Linked DNA regions of Homo sapiens: regions 2 and 3 are each linked to region 1. A link is a loop called in an ENCODE intact Hi-C map of the cell type or tissue named here. Cell type or tissue: GM12878. All regions are shown on one strand.

Region 1 (8,000 bases):
GGCCAGGCTGGTCTTGAACTCCTGACCTCGTGATCCACCTACCTTGGCCTCCCAAAGTGCTGGGATTACAGGCATGAGCCACCACACCTGGCCTTGAACTTGTTTTTTTATTGGTAATACCATTATTTCTTCACTGTCAGTATTCTTTGACTAGTTTTTTTAGAGTTGGTCTGAGTACTGTATACATAGGCAGGTACAGTGGCTCACGCCTGTAATCCCAGCATTTTGGAAGGCCAAGGCAGGTGGATCATTTGAGGTCAGGAGTTCAAAACAAGCCTGGCCAACATGGTGAAACCCCATCTCTACTAAAAATACAAAAATTAGCTGGGCATGGTGGTGGGTACCTGCAATCCCAGCTACTTGGGAGGCTGAGGCAGGAGAATCGCCTGAGCCTGGGAGGCGGAGGTTGCAGTGAGCAGAGATCACACCACTGCACTCCAGCCTGGGTGATAGAGGGAGACTCCGTCCCAAATAAATAATTAAATAAATACTGCATATCTAATATTTCCTTGTTCCAAAAAGATTTGAACAACACAGAGTACTTGTACAAAAGATCTTTCCATTCTAGTCTGTTAATTCTACCAAAACCATTCTTCTAAAGGAAGCCCTGTTTGCAGCTTGTATTTCTTTTCAGAACTTTTTCAATGCACAATTACATTCACATATATTTCATATCTGCAAACATATATTATCTATATACACTATATATATACCTATATATTGTTTGTGTATAGGTCTCAAATATGCCTATATATACTCATGTACCATATGATTATAGTGGCTATCAAGTATTCCATATTACGACTGTATTTTAACTTAGTTAACTGCAGAACATTTAGATTGTTTCCATTTTTGTGTTTAAAAAATGCAATAAATCAGTAACATCCTTGTCTTAATTCTGACCATTGGGAATTCTTCTAGTGTTTCATTGTTAAATATGTTAGTCCATATAAATATTACTTGTCATGACAAAGTGGACTTCTTCTATCTTCAGTTTACTGAGACATTTATTTCTTTAATTATGAATAGTTGCCAAATTCTAGCAAGTGCTTTTTGCCTTCTATTAAGATGATATTACTTTTTTGACCTCTTAGTGTGATGAATCTTATTAATGTGTTATTAAATAATCCTTTCTGTATGATTGAATTAACCCTTTTGGTAAATTATTCTTTTAATAATAAATTATTGAATTTCATTTGTTCGTATTTTATTTAGAACTTTGAATCGATATTCATTTGTTTATATTTTTAACTTGACCAGGAACTGGCTTCTAGATATTTAAAGGATGTGTCATTGCAAATGTAAGAGGGTTGAAAATAGACACACACCCAGCAGCCTAGGAATCTGGGATGTCTTCCACACAGCTCTCATAATAAGCAACTCCTTTAGTCCCTATTAAAAATAGGGAAGAGGACTTCCAGCCTCTCCTGTGCTAAGTGATTCCATGTTTTCTCTGGGCCTCTAATTTGGAGGGTAAGACTGGAGAGACAGTCTGATCAATGCGCCAGTACCCACCTCCATCCAATTCCATAGAGCCTAGAATCTTTCAGGGGGATGTGCTTATTCTCTCTTATCCTTCTTTATAGTTGACCAACTGGGAGCCAGCCATCTCAACAACTTTTTGAAGAGAAGCACGATGTAAAAAAACTAGAATTAAATCAAAACTGGAATTGATTTGGATATTTTGTATCCTTGGTAGCCTTTCAAACAGAAAAGATGATTCTTATTAGCAGTTTCTATTTAAAATTGGAATTACAGTAATGATATATTCATTTATAAAAAGTATAATGTTTGGCCGAGTGCAGTGGCTCACACCTGTACTCACGTCACTTTGGGAGGCTGAGGCAGGAGGATTGATTGCTTGAGCCCAGGTGTTTGTGACCAGCCTGGGTAACATAGTGACACCCTGTCTCTACAAAAAAATAAAAAATCATCTGGGCATGGTGGCACATGCCTGTGGTCCCAGCTACTTGGGAAGTTGAGCTGGGAGGATTGCTTGAGCCTGGGAGGTCGTGGCTGCAGTGAGCTGCAATTGCACTACTGCACTCCAGCCTCGGTGACCAAAAAAAAAAAAAAAAAAAATTTATGAAAAATAGTGATTTTTTTTTTTTAAAGACTACTTCTTCTTCCCTACCCCCAGGACTAGTAGAGCCAGAAGGGGGTTACTTTGGGAAATTACTATTTGCCACCAGCTAGAAAAAGCCTGTTCTGTGAATAAGACAAGTGGTTATGAAAGAGGATGTGGTTGGGGTAGATTCAGTTTGTGGCAATCATTTTGAAGCATTCTAAGAAAGGCTTTATCTGTTGGAATACAGAAAAGTGGTATTAATTTCTCCACCTCTAAGTGTAATCATGGCACTTCCCCTTACTAATTCATGTATCAGGTTTGTTGTGAGGATTATGTGAATTAATATACGTGAAATGCTTGGACTATTGCCAGGCACATAGTAAGCTCTCAATAAATGTTATTTTCTTATTATATTTATAGAATGTTAATTATTATGAAGGTGGGCAGCTTCTGATGTGACTGCCAATGATCCCAACTTCCTGGTATTCATATCCTTGTGTAATCCCCTCCAGTTGAGTGTGGGCTTAGTTACTTGCTCTTAATAAAAAGAGTATGACAAAAGTGGTGGAAATACTAATGTCTATTAACAGTAGACAGTGGCTTGTATTTTGCTGGACTCTATATCTTTCCCAGCTTTCACACTTTGCAAACTACCATGTTTGAGAGGCCCACCTGGCACAGAATTAGGGATGGTTTCTGTCCAACAGGCTGCAAGGAACTGAATTCTAACAATAACCATGTGAGTGAGCATGGAAGTGGATCCTTTCCCAGTCGAGCCTTGGAATGACTACAGCCCCACAGGACACATTGATTGCAGCTTGTGAAAGACTCTGAAGCAGAGTACCTAGCTAAATTGTGTCCAAATTCCTGACTCACAGAAACTGTGATTTTGTTCTTTTAAGCCACTAAATTTCGGGGCAATTTGTTATGCAACAAGAAATAATACATTTTTTTTGTTATCAGTATCATAATAATCATTATTATTAGCAATATAACATAGAGTTAAGAATATGACCTTATTCTAGAATCAAATGGCCTGAGTTTGAATCCCAGCTCTTCCACTTACTAGCTGTTTGACCTTATGTCAATTATTTTCCTCAACAGCAAGATGGAGCTAATAATAGTTGTGAAGAGTAAATGAATTAATACATGTAAAAACTCAGGCACTTAGTAGGTGCTGTATCTGCTGGATGCTGCTATTATTTAATGAAGTGGAAACCAGTACACAGACCCTGCTCCTGCTAGTATTAGCCATCAGCTCTGGTTTTCTGTTAAAATCTTTTGCAAACCAAGAATTCTTTCTAGTTTTAGTTTATAAATACATTCAGCCCAGTGCTGAGGTGAGAGGCAAACAGAAAGAATAATGGTTTCTACATTATTTTATGAAGAGAAACTGAAAGTCCTTTCAAGTAAACCTTCTTAAAGATAAGGAATTGGTTTCGTTCTCTGAAAGAGAAGTGAAATTTCATGCCATCTTGTCATCTACACTCAAATATTGCATATTACTTAGATGGATTACAGTAGACAGGGGGATAAGCCCTTAGTTTACATTCACAGTTCTTACATGGCAGGCTCAGAGTAACCATACTATTGAATGCTGAGTCAAACAGAAGCCACAGAAGTAATTAGGTTCTAGTAGTCCAAGAAAGAGCTGGGCAGAGGCAAGGTCTAAAGAAATAACTTCACTAGGTAAGAGATTAAAATTTGAGCCAGTGTAAGATCAGACAAAAGCAAGCTTGAAAACAAAGAGGTCATTTATGGAGGCAAAGATTAGGTGTCAAAAGACCTTTAAAGAACAAAAATAATACATCACATTTGTATAGCACTTCAGGGTTTACCACACGTTTTAACACACAGTATTTTATTAGCTCCTCACAACAACTGGGTAAGGCAGTGCTAATATGCTATTCTCATTTTGAAACAAGGCAATGGAAGATCAGTGGGGTTAAGTTACTTACTTGAGTTCACACAGCCACTAAGTGGGATTAGAGTCAAAACTTCTTTCTGATCTGTGTGATAGAATATTTGGTGTGATAAAGCCATTGGGTTATCTTTTTTCATCAGTTCCTGTGTCATCCAAGATAGGATTATTTAGGACTTAACATTCTTGACCAGGAATGTATACTCTGTGAGCAGGGCATGGCAGACACCTTGTAAGTGAGCTTGAATTTTGAGTTCCAAGTTCCAAGTAGGTTTATTTTATTCCAGTTAACAAACTTTGCTTCTCTCCATATTCCTGTTCAGTAGCTATTTTGTGAGACGTTCCAAACTCCCTGAAATCTTTTGATAAAAATTAAGTAAGAAAATGTTAAGTTCCATGGATATTCGAAAGTAATGACTCCCTATTTAAAAACTACCTTGCACTAACTACCTATGACATTTTCACAATATTTTATGGTATAAGTTTGGAGTTGATTTCAGTATAGAAACACCATTTAATATAATGCGGAAAATGGCCCTGGATTATGCTTTTTGCAAACCATACCCGTCATACAATATAGCAACATGAGGTTTTTTTTTTTTATCTAACCTTAAATTTATCCTTCATAAGCAAATAGTTTATATGTCAGTTTTTATCTTTCTTTGCCAAATACTATGTATCAGTAATCTTTATAAATTTTTACTAAATATAAACAATGTGCCTAGGACCCAGAGATGTCCTTAGGCACTGTAGTCTAGAAAAGGACATAAGTTATTATGTCCATGTTAGGGATTTTTTCCTCTCCTTCTAACACTCAATGCCTTCATTATGTAGCCAGTTGAGTGTTTCACGCTGAGGCACCCTTTCAAATGTGCCATTCTTTGGAATGGCCTTAGGATTCTAGATCTTCCTCTTACTCAGCTGGTCTACTGAGTGCCATATGGTATATTAGGTTCTCTGACGATATAGAGTCTTAGTAGGTAAAAATATATGCAAGCACATTCATTCATTCATTGCATAACTATTTACTGCCCCCATGGAGCTTTCATTCTGATGACAGAGACATTCAATAAACAAGATAATGCAGAAAAATGTGCATAGTGAGAAATGCTAAAGATTTTAAAAATCAGAAAAGGAGATTTAAAGGAGGGTTTTGAAATTTTGGTCGGGAAGACCTCACTAAGGTGAATTTTGAGTAAATAAGTGAGGAAAGAAGCTAAGTGACAAGATGAAAGTCATGCACAGCAAAGGTTTGTGGAAAGTACTTTAGAAACACACACAATGATGTTAATGGCAGCCAATACTCATATAATATATTTTATATTCCAGACAATGTTCAGAGCACTTCATATAGATTAATTGATTGATTTGGGGTGAGGGGATTGGGACAGGGGATAAGGGATGGCTGCACGGAGGTGAGACATTCAGGTTGGCCCTGAACAATGAGAATGAGTGTTGGGACTGGGGAGCTTCTGGATGCTGGGATGTGGTGAGAGAAGTAGGGAAACATGTATGCAAACAGCAGAGACAAAACACACTTGAAGTGACTGGGGAATGTGTCTGGGAGTCAAAGTCATTTTAAAAAATAACTGTCTTGATATTTTTCTAAGAGAAAAAAATCTGTTTTATTGAAGACAATAGCATAAAAGGACAGGGGAGGAGGTGTTTATATTTATAATTCACAAAGTAACATTTTAGGATCTAGGCTTTACCAGAGGAGGGGAGAAAAAAACTTCCACTCATCCCTGCTTACTCATCTCAGGGTAGGCCAGGATTCAAGAAATGACACAGTAGAAAAAAGCACTGTCTCATTCTCATTGAGATAGGAATAATACAGGGTGGTCACAGGAGAATAGAAAATTCCAGGCAGTAGTTTCACATGAGCAGCAAAAGGAAACTGTTGAAATACCTGCGTAAGCTAGGGGCTGATAAGACCCTGAAAAACCAGGGTGTGGGCCAAGCTGGCTATGACCGACTAGACCCTACATGGTGCTGGATTTGACCTAGGTTTCTCCTAGGACCTCATTATATGCTCATTAACATACAAATCACAAACCCGTCAGTGCCATGACAGTTCTGGAAACCCCCTGTTTGGTGTAAAAATGGATGGCACCATAGTTCCAAGAAATCTTCAACTTTTTCCAGGAATCTTCATAAATATACCACCCCTTGGTTAAAGAAGCCCTAAAGGGAGAAGCCCCAAACTCCCTTGTGTGACGCTTTCTTGAGTACGCCCACACTCCCCTTTCTTAAGTGTGGATTTTTCACTTTGTAATAAATCTCCATATTTTCACTATTTTCTGACTCATCCTTGAATTCCTTCTCTTGATGGTGTCAACAGCCTGGACACCAGCTGGGGTGGATATCCCACCAGTGTTTTCCATTCCTCCCCAGCCCACCAATATCATCATCATCCCTTTTTCCAATCAGGCAGATAAAATTGACTCACATCATTTAAGTGGCCACTTCTTTGCCTAAATATCAGGCCAACTTTGGAGGTGCTATGTGGTATAAACAAAACATCTGTCTTCTGGTTTTTGTGCCCATGTTGTTTTAATTTTCAATGTCCAAGATAATTTTTTTCATGCATCTTGAATTTTCTCATACAATTTTTCTCCAAGCTAGCAGGGAGGTGATTTGTGCCACATGATGAATAATATGCTAAGGAAATTCTCCCTATCTTCACACTTCTTTGAAAACACCCAGTACAAAAGACAATGATAATTTGAATATCTTAATGCCATTACATTAGCAAGGAAATTACTTCAGCATGAAGCCGTCACAATTTTTATTGCAAATATCAATGAATGGAAAGAGATTTTACCCTTGAGATTAAGAGCCTGTTAAAGGACAACAGATTGTTCTCCTGAAGTTATTTACTGAGCTGCCTAAACCCTTGCAGTATCTTAACTTAACAAATACTTTTAACTATTAAAAAAAAAAAAACCCCTTTCTTCTGGATATTCATATTTTTTTTAAGTATAAATGCTTCTGAGAATTTGTTCAAATCACACAACCATTAATCTATTATTGGCTATAGTAGAAAAAAAAGGCAGGGTCAGTGACATAAGTAGATGACTTTTTGGAATGAAAATAAAGAGTTTGACCTTATGTCTCAGTTTATGAATATGCTAATAACCATTAACTTGCTCTGTTTTTTTTTTTTTTTTTGGATTTTTGTTCTGGCAGCTCTTTAAGAACTTGGTAATGACAATTTTTCAGGTGACTTTCTCGCAAAAGCAGGGTGCAGTTGTAATAATATTTCAGTAATAGAAACAGTAGGCAAGCAGAGGAAGGAGGAGGCATGGAGGAAGTCACTTCAAAATTTGTCTGTGTCTATATGTTTATTTTTTAATTAAGACAAAGGTATAAAATGACTTGTGCAGCATGTTGTTTACGTTTTCATTATATAAATAATTAAAACGTTTAAAAAGATTAAAATATTAGCCTTGAGTTATTATAAACAGCAAGTGTCAACACTGCATACATACACTTAACTAAAATTAAATTATGGAATTCTCTAACCAGAGTGAATAAGTTATTAAAATTAAGCCAGTGGAAGCAATCTACACCAAATAAGCTATAATTTGATACTGAAATGAATAGTACATCTTCCACAGGGCTCCACATTCAGCCTCCTTCTCCTCATTCTCTTCTCTATTTCCTGGGCACCTGCTACTATCATCCATGAAATGATCATTGCCAAATCTCATCCCATTCTCTGACTCCTATCATGAGTTGCAGACTTACTTTTTCAATTATTGTATCCTTTCTTTTAGATTGGGGTACCTAAAGGCAACATATCCTCAAACATTCTCCTCTTCTTTCCCTTCCCAATTTTTGGTTAATGGCACCATAGTTCACCTAGGTGCTCAAACTGGGAAACTGTGAGTCACCATGGCAACCCCTTTCCACCAAGTCTCCACATCCGGGTGGTAACTGTCTTTTTCTGTCTATTCTACCTTTTTAGTAGCCCCTGAATTTATCTCTTCTCTATTTTTACTGCCACTG
Region 2 (8,000 bases), 130 kb after region 1:
AGGGAGATAATGAGAAGCTGAGGGCTATGAGTGAACATCTATAGGCTGAATGTGGGAGCTGGAGAGCCCCTCTGTAAGGCCTCTTTGGGAGTTTAGTAAGAGGCCCTAATCTCCTGCAGTGGAAGCATGGATGTAGCCGAGGAGCAAGTGTAGGACTTAGTAGTTAGAATCCAGGAGCTCCAGAGACCTGTAAATTCTCAACAAGTCAGGTCTGTACTGTTAAGATCAGGGCTCTGGTTGGGAAAGCTTAGGATCCTGAAATATGGGATGGGGACATCTGGGTGGTTGCCTGCAAGGACTGTAGCTGTGTGGACTCTTCTGAACCCACAACACTCTGAGCCCAACCCTCTCGATGAAAAGCTAGCCCTTCCCTCATGTGGGAAGACTGCTGTGGCCTTCCTCCACAAAGCAACAGGTGTTCCTCTAAGGAGCTGCCTCTACTGCCTCTCCTGAATGCCTCTATGATAACTAGGGTTAACTCCCAGCAGAGTTGAGCTAGGAATGTGCTAGGACTGATAAGGGAGGAAAGAGATTACACCTCAAAGGAGCTTCAAAGATTAAATAGCACTTACTGGCAGGAGCCAGGGAGGTACACTGGGGAATAAATTTTGATGAGGCTTAATCAAGGAGGCAGAACATACAACTGGATAAGCAAGAATTCACTGACTTTAGGGAACTTTCTCAGTACATGGGGTTTAACGCCGGCGAGGACCCCAGGGGATGGGGCAAACTTGCTGCTAGGGTCGCTCTTAGAAATCTGGGCTGGGGCCAGTGACCCAGCTGGCTGGTCAGAGGACTGGGGAAAAGGATGGACACTGTTTCTCAAGGACACCACCAGCATCTTGGTAGCAGCTCAGCTACAAAGGGTCACGTCCATCCTGGAAGGGCCAGTGGTTTGACCTCACAGGACAGATACTGATTCTCGGTGTTAGTTTGCCTTTCCTTTCTGCAAAGCCTCAGCCAAAACTCACCCAGGAGCTTGCCAAATGCCTGATCTGCAGGTGTGGAATCCCATACAGCATAGCATCTGACCATGGGACCCACTTCACAGGAGGTAGATCAAAACCAGCTGACTCAGACATATTTCTGCAATGTATTGTTAAGGGCAAAAAGCAAGATCTAGGGAAGTATATATATAGCATGAGCCTATTTTTGAAAATCAGAAAATGACAACCCTACTCCATGTTTGTTTATGTTTGTTTATGATTCTGACAACATGGAAAATGTCATGAAAGGATATGTACTGGCCACTAACCCTGGTTATGTTGGAGTTAGGATGAAGCAGAGGAATGTCTGGTAAAAAAGAGGAATGCTCAATGACAGAGGGAAGGAGGAGGATTTTAAAAAGTCTACATTTTAAAAAATTGCTCAGGATAAAAGAGTATTGTGATATTACTGTACCACTAAAATATAAATAGTGGTTATCTTAAAGTGATGGAATTCCAGAATATGCCAGCCTCTGTCCTCTGTTGCTTTCTGGCAATCACTCAGTCTTATATATGGAATCCTCTGTCCATCAACCACGTTGGTATTCAGTGTTTTAATCTGAAAGAAGAGAACCAAACCAAGCCTCCTGTGATATGCAAAGGCAGTGGTAGAGTTACAAGATTTCTAGACACACACACACACACACATACACACACACACACTTTTATATATAACAGTATATATGTATATATATATTTCAGTACAGCATAAAAAGTATCAACTTTGTACAACATGTCAGATAGGTTGCAAAGTGCTGGTGACACCAAGATGAATAAGACACAGTTTTACAGTATAAAGGGGGAATCAAAGCTATTTAATCTGTTAGATAGCAACAGATTAATTGAGTACCGTATGGAAGTGTTAGAAGCGTATTGACAGGGTAGTCTGGGGTCTCAGGGTGTGGGAAGGGGGTCACATAGCACAACCCAGGCTTGGGAAGGGTAAATGATACCCAATACCCCTCCAGCACCACATCAAGAAATGCCCATTTTCATTGCCTTAAGGACATGCAGTACAATCTTAGGTATTTTAAGAAAGACAGCACTTAAAATAAAGATTGAAAGGAAATATGTCAAAATCTGGACAGTGGTGATGAAGCTATTCCTTTCTATATATTCCTAATTTGTTCCAATAAGTGTGTGATGGGAGATTTTTATTTTATTTTGGTTGGATTATATCAGCTCAGGATGTTAAAACCTGCATCTTGCACAAATGAAATGCTCTCTACTGAATCAAAATGGATAAACAAAATTACTTAATGTAGGCAACATGGTAGCTCAAATCTCTAAAACCATAAAGTTCATGATAGAAGACCAGTGAAAGGTGTCTGTAGTAGTGAAAACTTTGGAAGCCACCAAACAATGAACCCGAAGATATTTTCTGGCTCTGGGGTTCTGTAATGAAAGTCCCTGAGGGTTTTCCTCTATATGTGCTCCTTTGACATAATCTCTTCTAAGAAAAGATGTGTGGTTAATTAGGTAGTTACCCATCGATAATCGCACCACCAGGTTTTCATGCCTTTGTAGATTCTTCACAAGCAATGGAAGCCCATACAGTAATCTTCACTCTTTCCTAGAGTAACCCTAAGAAATCAGCATTTTATATATCTGGAAATGGAAATCCAGGGGTCAAATGATTTGCTCAGAAAGTTTCTGAGTTAAGACTAGGTATTAAAATTTTTAGAGTCTCCTTCATCCATAAGCCTTGGAAATAGCTTCAGAGTTGTTGATGAGAATCATTTTTTTTTTTTTTTTTTTGCTGCTGCTGTTTCAAATACAGCTGGCTTCTCCTCTGGGCCCTGGTCTTACCATCCCGTGCCTGGCCCCTACCCTGCCTACTGCCCTGCATACTGCATGGTGCCTACTGCCTCCACCGCAAAACTCATCACACCCTACGAAAATTACATAATGTCTGCCTTTCCCATAAACCATACAATCTTTTCTTTGCTAGGTCTAAGACAGTGCCTGACACAAGTACAATCGTAATTAAGTAATTCATATATAAAATAATAAATATGTGTCTTTGGGTCACATAATGGCTAATTAAACACATCAAATGCTAACGATTTGTCAAGCACAGCTCTAAGCATTTTACACGTAGTAACTCATTTAACTCTCCCAACAACCAAAGGCAGTAGGTACTATTATTACTCTCATTTACACACAAGGAAATAAGGAACGGAGAGGTAAATTAACTTGCCAGGTTACACAGCTAGTAAATGGTAGAATTGAGCCTTGAACCCAGTCAGTCCGATTGCGCAGTCTGTGGTCTTAACCATGTTTAAGTCATCTAACCTCTCTATTCCTTAAATTTTCTAACAGAAAAATGGAGGTAATAATACCTACTGACTGGATTGTTGGAAGAATTTTTAAAATAATTTTTTTTAAAGAGAGTACGCACAAAGCTTTGTGCACATCAGGCATTATAATTACTTTTGTTATCAGTACCATCATTAATACCTTATCATTAATATAGTTAATTGTTAAATATAACTTTTCTACCAAAAAATAAAATACAATTATAAAAATATATTGATGAATACTTGATCCATCAAGTGAAATAAGAGCTGTGGCTTTCTTGATCTTAACTTTTTAAGATTTTCTGAATGACTTTGGGAAGATAAATTTTTGTCATTTTGTTGGGTTTTACTCATCACATCCCTCCAGTGGCATCTGCTGCCTGCCCAGCTCTATTCATCAATTATTGAACTTGTTATTACTCAGGCAATTCTCCTAGAGCACTGGGTGGTAACCGAGCAAGGGGATTGCCAAATCACTCTCAGCTGAGAAGGGATAGAGTCTCCCCCTAGTGTTGATCTTTGTGCGGAAGAATCCAAACCCAGCTTCAAGCTCTTCATGGGGCTTTTTGGTTTAGTCTGATTCTCATGACTGCAATGTGACTTTTGAAGCTAAGATTTCAAGAGTTCTGATTCTTCAGGACTTCAGCAGCAGAAATGGGGATTTATCTAGCATATTTAGTGTTTCGTATAAACCATGAATGAATATAGCTGTATATTCACACGTGTTCTGACCACTTTTCTTTTAATCATTCAGTTTTAAGATGCTGAACCCTTTAACAGTTCAGGATTAATAGTAATTACTCTACAATCCAGTACAGGGCTGACTTGAGCCACACTGGAAAGAAAGTAAGTAGAGAAAGTAAGTTTAGAATGGGTACTTCCTAAGTGACAAGTATCTTTATCCTCTGTTTCATTCACCTAGTAAGTTTTAAGGTAGGCATTAGTCTACCCACAGATATAGGGACTGAAGCTCGGAGAGCTTAAGAGGCTTGCCCAATTATTACACATTGAATACATCATAAATGTAGTTTTCAAGCCCAGTGCCAAGACCAGCCCTCTGTCCTTCGTACTTTGTTCCTCAACCTGCTGCCCTTGGCTTCTCAGGGCCCCCAACGGTTCCAGCCTCCACTGAGTGAAAGTTGACATCTCATGTTTCTCTGAATTTTGTCTTCCTTCACTTAAATTACCAGTCCTAGTAGCCAGAGGCTTTGAGGCTCTGTTCTTTGATAGTTAAACTAATAAATTGCCAATGTTACTAATCGTGGATACTTTGGCTTATAGATACTATTCTTAGAAAGTGTCTTCATCCAAGGACCTCTTCAAGGAGAACTGCTCAACGAAATAAAAGAGGACACAAACAAATGGAAGAACATTCCATGCTCATGGATAGGAAGAATCAGTATCATGAAAATGGTCATACTGCCCAAGGTAATTTGTAGATTCAATGCCATCCCCATCAGACTACCAATGACTTTCTTCACAGAATTGGAAAAAACTACTTTAAAGTTCATATGGAACCAAAAAAGAGCCTGCATTGCCAAGAAAATGCTAAGCCAAAAGAACAAAGTTGGAGGCATCACGCTACCTGACTTCAAACTCTACTACAAGGCTACAGTAATCAAAACAGCATGGTACTGGTACCAAAACAGACAGATAAACCAATGGAACAGAACAGAGTCCTCAGAAATAACACCACACATCTACAACCATCTGATCTTTGACAAACCTGACAAAAACAAGAAATGGAGAAAGGATTCCCTATTTAATAAATGGTGCTGGGAAAACTGGCTAGCCATATGTAGAAGGCTGAAACTGGATCCCTTCCTTACACCTTATATAAAAATTAATTCAAGATGGATTAAAGACTTAAATGTTAGACCTAAAACCATAAAAACCCTAGAAGAAAACCTAGGCAATACCATTCAGGACAATGGCAACAAAAGCCAAAATAGACAAATGGGATCTAATTAAACTAAAGAGCTTCTGCACAGCAAAAGAAACTACCATCAGAGTGAATAGGCAACCTACAGAATGGGAGAAAATTTTTGCAATCTACCCATCTGACAAAGGGCTAATATCCAGAATGTACAAAGAAGTTAAACAAATTTACAAGAAAAAAACAACCCCATCAAAAAGTGGGCAAAGGATATGAATAGACACTTCTCAAAAGAAGACATTTATGCAGCCAACAAACACATGAAAAAATGCTCATAATTACTGGTCATCAGAGAAATGCAAATCAAAACCACAATGAGATACCATCTCATGCCAGTTAGAATGGCAATCATTAAAAAGTCAGGAAACAACAGAGGCTGGAGAGGATGTGGAGAAATAGGAATGCTTTCACACTATTGGTGGGAGTGTAAACTAGTCCAACCATTGTGGAAGACAGTGTGGCAATTCCTCAAGGACCTAGAACTAGAAATACCATTTGACCCGGTGATCCCATTATTGGGTATATACCCAAAGGATTATAAATCATGCTACTATAAAGACACATGTACATGTATGTTTATAGCGGCACTATTCACAATAGCAAAGACTTGGAACCAACCCAAATGTCCATCAATGATAGACTGGATTAAGAAAATGTGGCACATATACACCATGGAATACCATGCAACCATAAAAAAGGATGAGTTCAGGTCCTTTGCAGGGATATGGATGAAGCTGGAAACCATCATTCTGAGCAAACTATCACAAGGCCAGAAAACCAAACACCGCATGTTCTCACTCATAGGTGGGAATTGAACGATGAGAACACTTGGACACAGGGCAGGGAACATCACTCAGGGGGGCCTGTCGTGGGGTCGGGGTCGGGGGAGGGATAGCATCAGGAGATACCTAATGTAAATGATGAGTTAATGGGTGCAGCACACCAACATGGCACATGTATACATATGTGACAAATCTGCATGTTGTGCACACGTACCCTAGAACTTAAAGTATAATAATTTTTTTAAAAGTCATCCAAATCAGAAACAAAAAGAAAGTATCTTCATCCAAAAGAGTGGTACCATAGATAGAATTGTAGGAAACTAGAGCTTGATGGGGCATTATTTAAAACATCCATATTTTAAATATAGCAACTTTAGTATTTCGAGATAAAATCTTTCAAAACCTGGGTTTGCAATGGCAAAATAATCAAAGTGATGCTTGCTGGTGAAAGGGGGGCCTCTTGTTATATCTTAAATCACATCTTTTTCATTCTATATATGGGGCCTGCTGGGTGAGGAATTTATGATGGGCCCTATGTATTATCTTATATTCTCCTAGCAATTTAGTATTTAATTGGAAGTCAGGGAATAAGAAGAGAGAGGAGGGGAGATGCTGTTTGGCAATTGGCCAGTTCTTTGAGCAAGTTTTGGTTTTTGTGGCTCTATAGTCATTTCAGTGAACAAAGTGTTCCATTCATATAGCCTGGGCTGGTTATAAGCTGGCATTGAGTGATGGCCAATTACAAATTATTCACATTTGGATCGATATCCCAGACATGAGCTCATTAACCCCAAATCCTATTATCTCACACATGTGAAGCAGAATGTTTTTAATGTGCTGACATTTTCACTGTCTACAAACCTGAGTTCTGGTGTAGTAAAAAGCCTCAACAGAAATAAGCAGAAATAAGCAGCTGTGTTGATATCTACACAATCAGTGAAATGACAGGTGCAGATTAATAGAGGTCTGCTTGTGTCACTTAGGGTTCAGCTTGAGAGTTGATGACCTTGGTGGATTTCCTACAGTTACTCATCTTATTTCCCATCTCCTTGGGAATCTAGCTTTTCTTGGCATTTAGAAACCTCTCTTCTTTCAATATCTTTAGATTATAATTCCCTGTCTTCAGGCAGTTTCTTTATTTTCCAAGACACTGGTTTTTAGGCCTGTTGGTGCTACAGCTTTTATCTACTTTAATCTTCTTTGTGTCTCTCCATAAGAATTTTAATTAATGGGCAGACTTTCTCTATAGATGGAATGCTCATACCTCCTAAAGATATACCATCACAGCTATTAGGATCATTTATTCACATGCTATCCCATTTCCTATCTCTGCAGGGGCAGGCAAATTTTTCATCACATCATTATTTTTACAGCTAATGAATTCAACCCCAAATTAACTCTGAGTTACATGGCTGCATTTCACACTTGTTTTGCTTAGGGGGTCCTCTTTGAGGGTGGCTGCCTGAGTATTCCTTTTCTGGTCTTCAAGTAAAGGGGAAAAGCTTTGACTGCTTATTTTACTAAAATACTTTAAAAAATAAATCGGTCTTCTTCCTGTCTGACTCACGATGGCATCTTAGTGGTTAAAAATTTAAATTTTGATTTCACAACATTTATTATTACATTATTATGCTTTCCCATCTTTGAAATGGGAAGGGGGAGAGAGAATATCTACCCTGCGTACTCACACAACTATTATGAGTATTAAATGTGTTTGCAAAGTGTAAAATGCTGTACAAAAATATGCACATGCATGTATCAGTGGCTCTTGGGGGTGCTTTTGTCCCACAGGGGGCATTTGGCAATGTCCGGAGACATTTTGGGGTGTCGAAACTTATGTGGGGGAAGGGAGAGGTGCTACTGGCTGGCTTAATAATGCTGCTAAGGTTAATAGTACTGCTAAGCTTCCTATAATGTACAGGAGAGCCCTCCTCAACAAAAAAATATCCAGCCCCAAATGTTAATAATGCCAAGGTTAAGAAACTCTGAATAAAAA
Region 3 (8,000 bases), 110 kb after region 1:
TAGCTCAACACTGTTTGGCCAGGAATTCCAAGTTTCATATAGGGAAAATTCTACTCTGCTTGAAAATAGTAATTTAAAAAAGGAATTACCTATGAAATTTACCTATCAAGGAATAAAAGAATGCTGGTTTGAATAATTTTAAGTTAATCAATTTGTAAATGGTTAAGGCCATCTCCAGAAGAAATGTTTGTCTTTTTCAATTTTCACATTTCATTAAACATATAAATCCTACATTCTCTACCTTGGATATTTTTGTCCCCATATCTTAATGTGTGCATCTCGAAAAAATAGTTTTATCCTTAAGTACAAGGAAAATTTCCAGCATGTTTTGCCAAAAAACCACTTACTGGGATAAGCACAATTCCACGACAATGAAAAATTGTGAGGTAGCATTCAAAAGATTCCTGCAGCTTTCCAAACTGGTTTAACAGTTGTGACATATAGTTCTAAGCAAAAAGAGTGCAGGTCAAATATTATCCTGCATATTTACATTTTGGAAGTCTTGCTTTTTTTCCTCTCTAATAGTCTCCGTAGGAGGTCTCATCAAGAATATTTCATATCCATGTTGCTAAATACTTATAAAATTTGAAGACCAGCACCAAGGTATCTTATTTCAAATGTTGGGCTGCATCATTTTCCATGATGGTCCATTATGTTCCTTTCTGTACTTGAAGCTTCGCCTTTTACGGGTCATGAATAAAGTTTGGATGAGTTTCCCATGCCTTAGGATCTTGCATAGAAATATATGACAGTCATATGTTTGATATTTTCTGGGACTTCCACAATTAAAATTTTGTTTCCAGTTGTTAACCTTGTGTCCCAGATTTTGACAGAGAAATACAGTCATTCTATTTGGAAGGGTAAAGATGGGTTTAATAAAATGTAACCCCAAAAGCTCTTCATTGTTTCTCAATAAGTTATATCTTAACTGCAACAGGCCCATGAATTTGTTATTTTTATGAGATCAATTTGATTATAGTTAGTGGCAAGAAAATACTGGGGAAATGTGATAGCATGAAAAATAAATTTTGAAAGCGTATCATTATTGGATATACTTACTGTTAAAGGACCAGATGCTCTTTCTCAAACCATCAGAAAACTTTTATTATCATCCATTTGTCTTTATCTCTTTTAACTTTTGCTTTTTTATTAAAATGGACTGAATTGAATTATTTATTTAGGAGGACTTTCTGTATGTAAAAATCAATATGTCACAGTGTGATTGTCATAGCACAGAACTGATTACAATATGGAATTCAGGGAAAGTTCCCATATTATAGGCTTCTCGTATTCAAGAGAGAGGCCATGGTATTAATAATCTCTTTCTTTAAGATATTTAAACTCAAGCAGCCGAGACAGAACACTTGAACGTTATCTCCCAAACCTGCTTTTTAAAAATCTTTTCTGTTGCTTATGTTTGAAAGTCATTGTTCATCTCTTTCTCTCCTTCAACTCCCAAATTTAACCCCTCAGCAAGTCTCAAATACATCTCAAATCTGTCCACTCTTCTACAGCTTCATGGCACTAGTCCAAACCATCATCTTCTTTCATCATCTTCCATCTAGAGCAGGGGTTGGCAAACTTGTTTTATAAAGGGCCAGATAGTAGATAATTTAGACTCTACAGGCCATATGGTCTCTGAGGCAACTGCTTAACTCTGCCGTTGTAGCATAGAAACAGCAGTAGACTATATGTAAATGAATGGGCATGACTGAGTTCCAAACAATTTTAATTATGAAGGCAGGTCCTTGGTCAGTATTTTGCGTACGCCTGATCTAGTCTATTTCAATCAACTTCTTACTCCCCATGTCCACTCTTGCTTCCCTCCAGTTCCTTCATAATGCAATCAGAATTATCTTTTCACAATTGGAATCTGATTACATAGGCCAAAGACTTTCCATTGCTCTACGGTCTGAGTTTCTTGCCATGGCCAAAAGGCCCCGCATTTTTTTTTCCCTCCTTCCCTTGGCCTTGCATTTTTTGTATCTGACTTCTGCTCTAGCCTCACGAAGTATCATTCTCCTTAGTCTGTATGTTTTACTCACAGGGACTGTTCTTCCCCCTTGGAATTTTCTCTCCAACTGTCACTGCCCAGTTAACTCCTAGTTATCCTCCAAATCTCAATTTGTATGTCATTTACTTCCAAATATCTCCTCTAACCACCATCTTCATTCAGGCTAATTTGGATGCCCTAGCAATAACCTTCATAGAAATTGTAATTAAATCATTAATTTTATAATTATTTATTTAATATTTCTCCCATTTAATAGTAAAGTCCCTGAGGGATCTTGTTCACTGCATATCTTGTTCACTGGGTCTGACATAGTACCAGGTACATGGCACATATGCCAGTTAGTAATGCATTTGGTTGCAAATAACAGAACCTGATTGCAATAGCTGAACCAAATGGAGATTTTTTTTTTTTTTTTTTGAGATGGAGTCTCACTGTGTCACCCAGGCTGGAGTGCAGTGGCGCAATCTCGGCTCACTGAAAGCTCTGCCTCCCGGGTTCATGCCATTCTCCTGTCCCAGCTTCCCGAGTAGCTGGGACTACAGGTGCCCGCCACTGCGCCTGGCTAATTTTTTTGTGTGTTTTAGTAAAGACGGGTTTCACTGTGTTAGCCAGGATGGTCTCTATCTCCTGACCTTGTGATCCATCCTCCTTGGCCTCCCAAAGTGCTGGGATTACAGGCGTGAACCACTGCGCCCAGCTGATTTTTTTTTTTAATCACATAGGAAAATGTCTGAAGACAAGCAGTCCAGTGGTGGTATAGTGTCTCTAAAATGTCATCAAAGCTCAATGATCCATCTCGTTATTGACTGTATCCTCATGGTTACAAGATGGCTGCCACAGTTCCAGGAATTGCATCTGCATTCCAAACAGAAAGTTTAAAGATACTGCCAGATAAATTTCTCCTACTTAAAACAAAAAGCAAAAAACAAAAACTCTTTTCTTTATCTCTCATTATCTAGCCCTAGTAAGATGGTAACCCTTGGCTGCAAGTGAGTCTTGGAAGTTATTATTTTTGTAGAACGTGCTGACATCTTGAAAGAGATGGGATTATATTAGTTAGGAGTAAAAGGAGAATGAATACTGAATAGGCAAGGAGTACCATCTGCCCTAGTAGACAGATTCACTAAATATTTTTTGAATAAACCAATGAAGACTCAAAACTGCTTAGAAATTGAAATAAATCTATTACAGGAAAAGAATATGAGTAACAATGGCACCTGGGCCTATATCAATTTTCTCTTTTTAACAAATTTTACTCTGCTTAATTTTATTGCTTCATTTGCTATAAATGTTTCCAAGGGTCAAAAAAAATAGGCAATTAGCGGGACATAATCTAAACTTAAAATAGTCATTTGTTGTTTTTGGCTTTTGCTCCTGCAGAAATCTTCAAACAACACTAAGCTGGAATGCCTTTACTGATATGTGCATTTTAAGCCAACATTATTTTCTTTGTAAATACCTTATTACAAAATTATAACATATGAATATTTTAGCAGTAATAATATGGGTAATAGTCCTTAATGGCCTGATCTGCCTATAGGCTCCTAGTTCAGTATATAGTATTATTTTCAGGCAACACTATAAAAATCTGATTTTATGTTGCCCCGCTGTGAACATCTTCAAGTCAAATAGCAGAAGCGATGCTCTTCTCTTATTTAATTTTTTAATAGCTCCCTAACCTACATTCTGAAGAATCTATATATAAAATGTAACTAGGAGACAGTCTTAATAACAAAACCATCCAATCTTTTGCAGTCTGTTTTTCTGGTGTAAACTATTTTTTGCAGTTCTGATTCAGTTTAGAAAAGTGAAAATTGGATTTTTCTGAGGCATTAAAGAATTGGAGCAAAGATGTGTTTTTAAGGTTGAGTTATAATATTAAGGATCTTAACAGTGTTTAATAGCACTTGAGAACTTGTTATATGGGAAACTTAAATCATTTCACCAATATCAGCCCCTTGGTCAATGTTCTGGACCTGTTGGGCTGCTCTACACCCTTGCCTCTTTCCTTGGTCAGTGCTCCTTGACTTCCTTATGGGGATATCACCTCTCCCACTGGGTGCAGAGTGGTGGGACTGCTAGGACTCCAGCCAGGAGCTGGACTTCTCTCCTGACTTTGGACAACTTCTGTATTTGGGACTTATTTATCAGACCACTGCCACTGGGTGCCTAGTCTCACAGGCTGCCCTAGTTCCTGTTCTTCTATGACCTGGCTCTCCAACTTCTCTTTGCTTCTATGAGCTGGTTTACATCTTTCCAACAAATTCCACTCCTCTTGGCTGCAGTTGCTGCAACCAAAGAGCCCCAGTGATACAATCTGCTACACTGGAATATAAGCACCATGACACAGGCAGTGTGGCAGAGACTGCTAGACAACTAGCCAGTATCATTTCTTCTTTACTAACAGATTCCTGATTTTACTTAGGATAGAAATATGCCCAGCTAAAAATGTTCACCCTCCCATTCTGGTTTCCAGTGAGGGGTGGCCACGTGATGTAGCTCTGGTCAATGACATATGAGCAGAAGTCTGTTGGTGATTTCTATAAAGCCTTTACTTTCCTAACACGGGCATTGCCTCTTCCTTCTCTGTTTTCTTTTGCTTGTTTGGTATGCAGATATAATTTCTCACAGTGGAATAGTTATCTTGTGATCATGAAAGGACAAGTGTGCGTATAAAAATCAGCCCTTTAAGGAGGGTAAACAGACAGAGAGAAGCTGGGTCCTTGATGGCATCACAGCCTACCCTGCCAATCTTGGCTGCCTCCCTCATGATTTCTCATTAGGCCAAAATTATAAAACTCTCTTTGGTAAAGCCACTGGAGTGGGATTTTCCATTACTTAGTGTCATACTAATATTCCTAACTAATATGGGTGTTTTGTCTATTATTATGTATTCAGTGTTTGAACCCCTACCCCTAAAACAGTGCCTGATATATAACAAACATTAAAATATATTTGTTAAATGAATGAATGAATGATAATTGCTAATGAGAGAATCTTCATTTCTATATATAATCCCTTAGTATCACCATCTCATAGACAGGGAAAATGATACATGCTGCATACATTTAATGTATTTGCAGTTAGTGGCTCTATCACTTGACTTAGCCTTTCTGATGCATTGACTTTATCCAAGTATGCTGCAGAAGAGAAAATGAATTTGAAAAGAAAGAACATACGTAAAAAAAGAGAATAAGTCATCATTTAATTATAAATCCTGGTCCAGAAAATATGGCAAAAGAGGTTATTTCAGAATTTGAAGATCTACTTTGTTTCTTCACTCCATTGATCTGGTCCCTTCCTGCTAGTAGGCTGTACATACCAATGTGTGGTTCATACACCATTTAACATACCATCACCTTGTCCTTCAGAGACAGAACAACTGATCTGCTATCTGTAGGATATAAACTCTGATTTCCCCCCAAATCAGGAACATTTGGGGCACAGCCCCCTTACTGTCTTGTTTGCTCCTTCTTGTGGTCTGAGGCACTGTGTTGGTCATAAAGCGATTGTGTCTCAGCTCCACCTCCCGCCACTCTGCTCTGTGTTGCTGGGGCTGGGCCTGAAGACCACCTTTCTCCTTTGCCAGCTGGATCCCATGAAGTTCCACCAATGGAACTGGAAGGCAGGAGGAAGAAAGGGGGACTGATCCTTCCTGTTTATTCATTGTTACCACCTGCATCACTCCAGCATTAGCCCTTCATCTTGTCAGTGGCAGTTTGCTCTAGTTTACAACTTTTTTTCCCATCAGTTAGACCAAAATTTGTCTCATCATTCCCATAAGAGCTGGGAAGGGTCTTTTTTCCTGAGGTCTGAGTATAAGCTCAGTAGGATACTTCTTCCGACCTCTTAAGTTTTAATAACCCCACCTCTTTCATTTTGTTTCGCCAGCCCTATAGGGAGAAGCTACCTTTTCTGTGTGTTATTTTGGTGTTCTCTTCTTGCCTTTTCAGTCCTCCAACGATTTTCTGACTAATTCCTTTTTTTTTTTTTTTCTTTGAGACAGGATTTTGCTCTGTCACCCAGGCTGGAGTGTGGTGGTGTGATCACAGCTCTGTGTAGCCTCGACCTCCTGGGTTTAAGCCATCCTCCCATCTCAGTCTCCCGAGTAGTAGCTGGGACTACAGGTGGGCAATACCACATCTGGCTAATTTTTGTACATTTTGTAGCGATAGGGTCTTGCCATGTTGCCCAGGGTGATTTCAAACTCCTGGGCTCAAGCAACCTGCCTGGTTCAGCCACTCAAAGTTCTCGGATTATAGGCATGCGCCACCATGCCTCATCCAACTAATTCTTTATATCTTTTTTTCCCTGTTAAAATAACTGAGGTAGTTTTTGTTTTCCTGACTGGCCCTTATCAAAATGTGCATCATGTTTAAAATAGCAGGATGGGGCTGATAAGGGCTCACCTTGTGTGAATGACCTCCTTTCCGTTGGTCTCTGATTACCTCCATCCACCTCTGCTTCAACCGAAACAGCTTCTCTTTATATATATATTTGACTTCCATGTAAGATTCTGGTTCCACAGCTCAAAAATATTGGAAAACCGTTGAACTGACCTAATTGGTCCTTACTATCAAGAAGTGACTTAAGTACAGAACTTAGAAAAATTGTAGTCTATAAAACATTATTTCATGGAAATTAAAGAATATTAAGTAGTTAACAAGTCACCAAGACTGGTGAGATTTTCATAATCCAAAGCTATCCTCTCTTGAGTGTCCTCCTAACTGGTTGCAATGTTTCCAGTTTCATGTGCTCGCTTCGGCAGCACATATACTAAAATTGGAACGATACAGAGAAGATTAGCATGGCCCCTGCGCAATGTTTCCAGTTTCTTTCTCTCACCACGTGAAAATCTGGACTATCCCTCAAAGCCCAGCTCTATTGCCGCCTGCTTTAGACAGCCTCCCCTAAGGAGACAAGCCAGTACTCATCTCTCTTTTGTAACTTCATATGACATGGGGTCTATTTACTTCATCAACAGCACTGTTCTTACTCCCCAGTAGGCTTTATAAAAGTCCTTAAGGGCTGGGTGCGGTGGCTTACGCCTGTAATACCAGCACTTTGGGAGGCCAAGGTGGGTGGATCATTTGAGGTCGGGAGTTCAAGACCAACCTGGCCAACACGGTGAAACCTCACCTCTACTAAAAATACAAAAAATTAGCCAGGAGTGGTGGCAGATGCCTGTAGTCCCAGCTACTTGGGAGGCTGAGGTAGGAGAATTGCTTGAACCTGGGAGGCAGATGTTGCAGTGAGCCGAGATCGTACCACTCCACACCAGCCTGGGCGACAGAGTGAGACTCCGACTCAAAAAAAGAGTCCTTAAGCAGGAGAACCAGTCCTATTCATTTGCATTTCATATTGGAGGTGGCACCTGATGCTGTCCAACCAGGCAGCAGAAAGTAGGGAAAAGAGCAAATAATTGGGAATGCAAAGATCTGCATTCGTGTTTGAGGCCTAACTTCATCTAAGCCATCAATTTCATCATCTTTTGTGGAGCACTTTCCTAGGGTTAATCACGTCTTTGAGTCTCAGTTGCATTATCTGTGAAGTGGAGAGAATAAATAATAACCTATCTTAGAGGTTATGTTAGGCTCAAATGAGGTAACAGATGTAAAACTGCTCTATAGCTATTTATTGTTGTGCTCTAAATGTACCTATTGAATTAAATTTTATATGGTCAGTACTCTCAAGGCAATTACATGAAAAGACTTGAGTGTTTTCCCTTAGTCACTTGATCTCTTTAGGGTTTTATGATATTCTGGTTTTGTTGTGTCACTCACAACAATTGTTAAGGGCCTTAAATGTTCTAACCAATGCTGGCTGTTACCCCCACATCATTGGACATGCAGCCAAATGCCCATGATAGGGTCCCTACAAATTATCCATTAGCCTATGGAACTTTGCCAATATCCCATTCAGCCAAAGAGCTCAGGCTTGAATTGATTATACATCCAAGTAGTTATGCAGTAAATGCTCTCGAATG

Evidence for each region. Hi-C counts contacts between places; a loop is a spot of excess contacts. Peaks named below come from ENCODE experiments on the same cell type or tissue, not always from the same donor. Only the 100,000 strongest peaks of a DNase experiment are listed, where the experiment ranks them.
Region 2: a loop joins it to region 1, with 2.8 times the contacts of the local background. A loop is called at or near these places in 2 of 110 quality-filtered maps.
Region 3: it touches region 1 in a loop (1.9-fold over the local background); 2 of 110 quality-filtered maps call a loop at or near these places.

Annotation. Positions count from the first base shown.
Region 1 is chr12:45,664,807-45,672,806 of GRCh38, reverse strand. No RefSeq gene overlaps it. Among named protein-coding and RNA genes, the nearest start is that of LINC00938, 59 kb to the left of the region's middle. In GM12878, no CTCF peak of the experiment used is centred here; DNase peaks (open chromatin) are centred at 2,216 and 3,586; H3K4me3 peaks cover 387 bases.
Region 2 is chr12:45,539,791-45,547,790 of GRCh38, reverse strand. The region is part of intron 1 of LOC105369743 (a long non-coding RNA gene); the gene reads left to right. Among named protein-coding and RNA genes, the nearest start is that of LINC00938, 180 kb to the left of the region's middle. RefSeq lists an enhancer at 3,651-3,945. In GM12878, a CTCF peak has its summit at 3,797; a DNase peak (open chromatin) is centred at 3,800.
Region 3 is chr12:45,553,426-45,561,425 of GRCh38, reverse strand. The region is part of intron 1 of LOC105369743 (a long non-coding RNA gene); the gene reads left to right. It also overlaps the pseudogene LOC124903092. Among named protein-coding and RNA genes, the nearest start is that of LINC00938, 170 kb to the left of the region's middle. In GM12878, no CTCF peak of the experiment used is centred here; no DNase peak of the experiment used is centred here.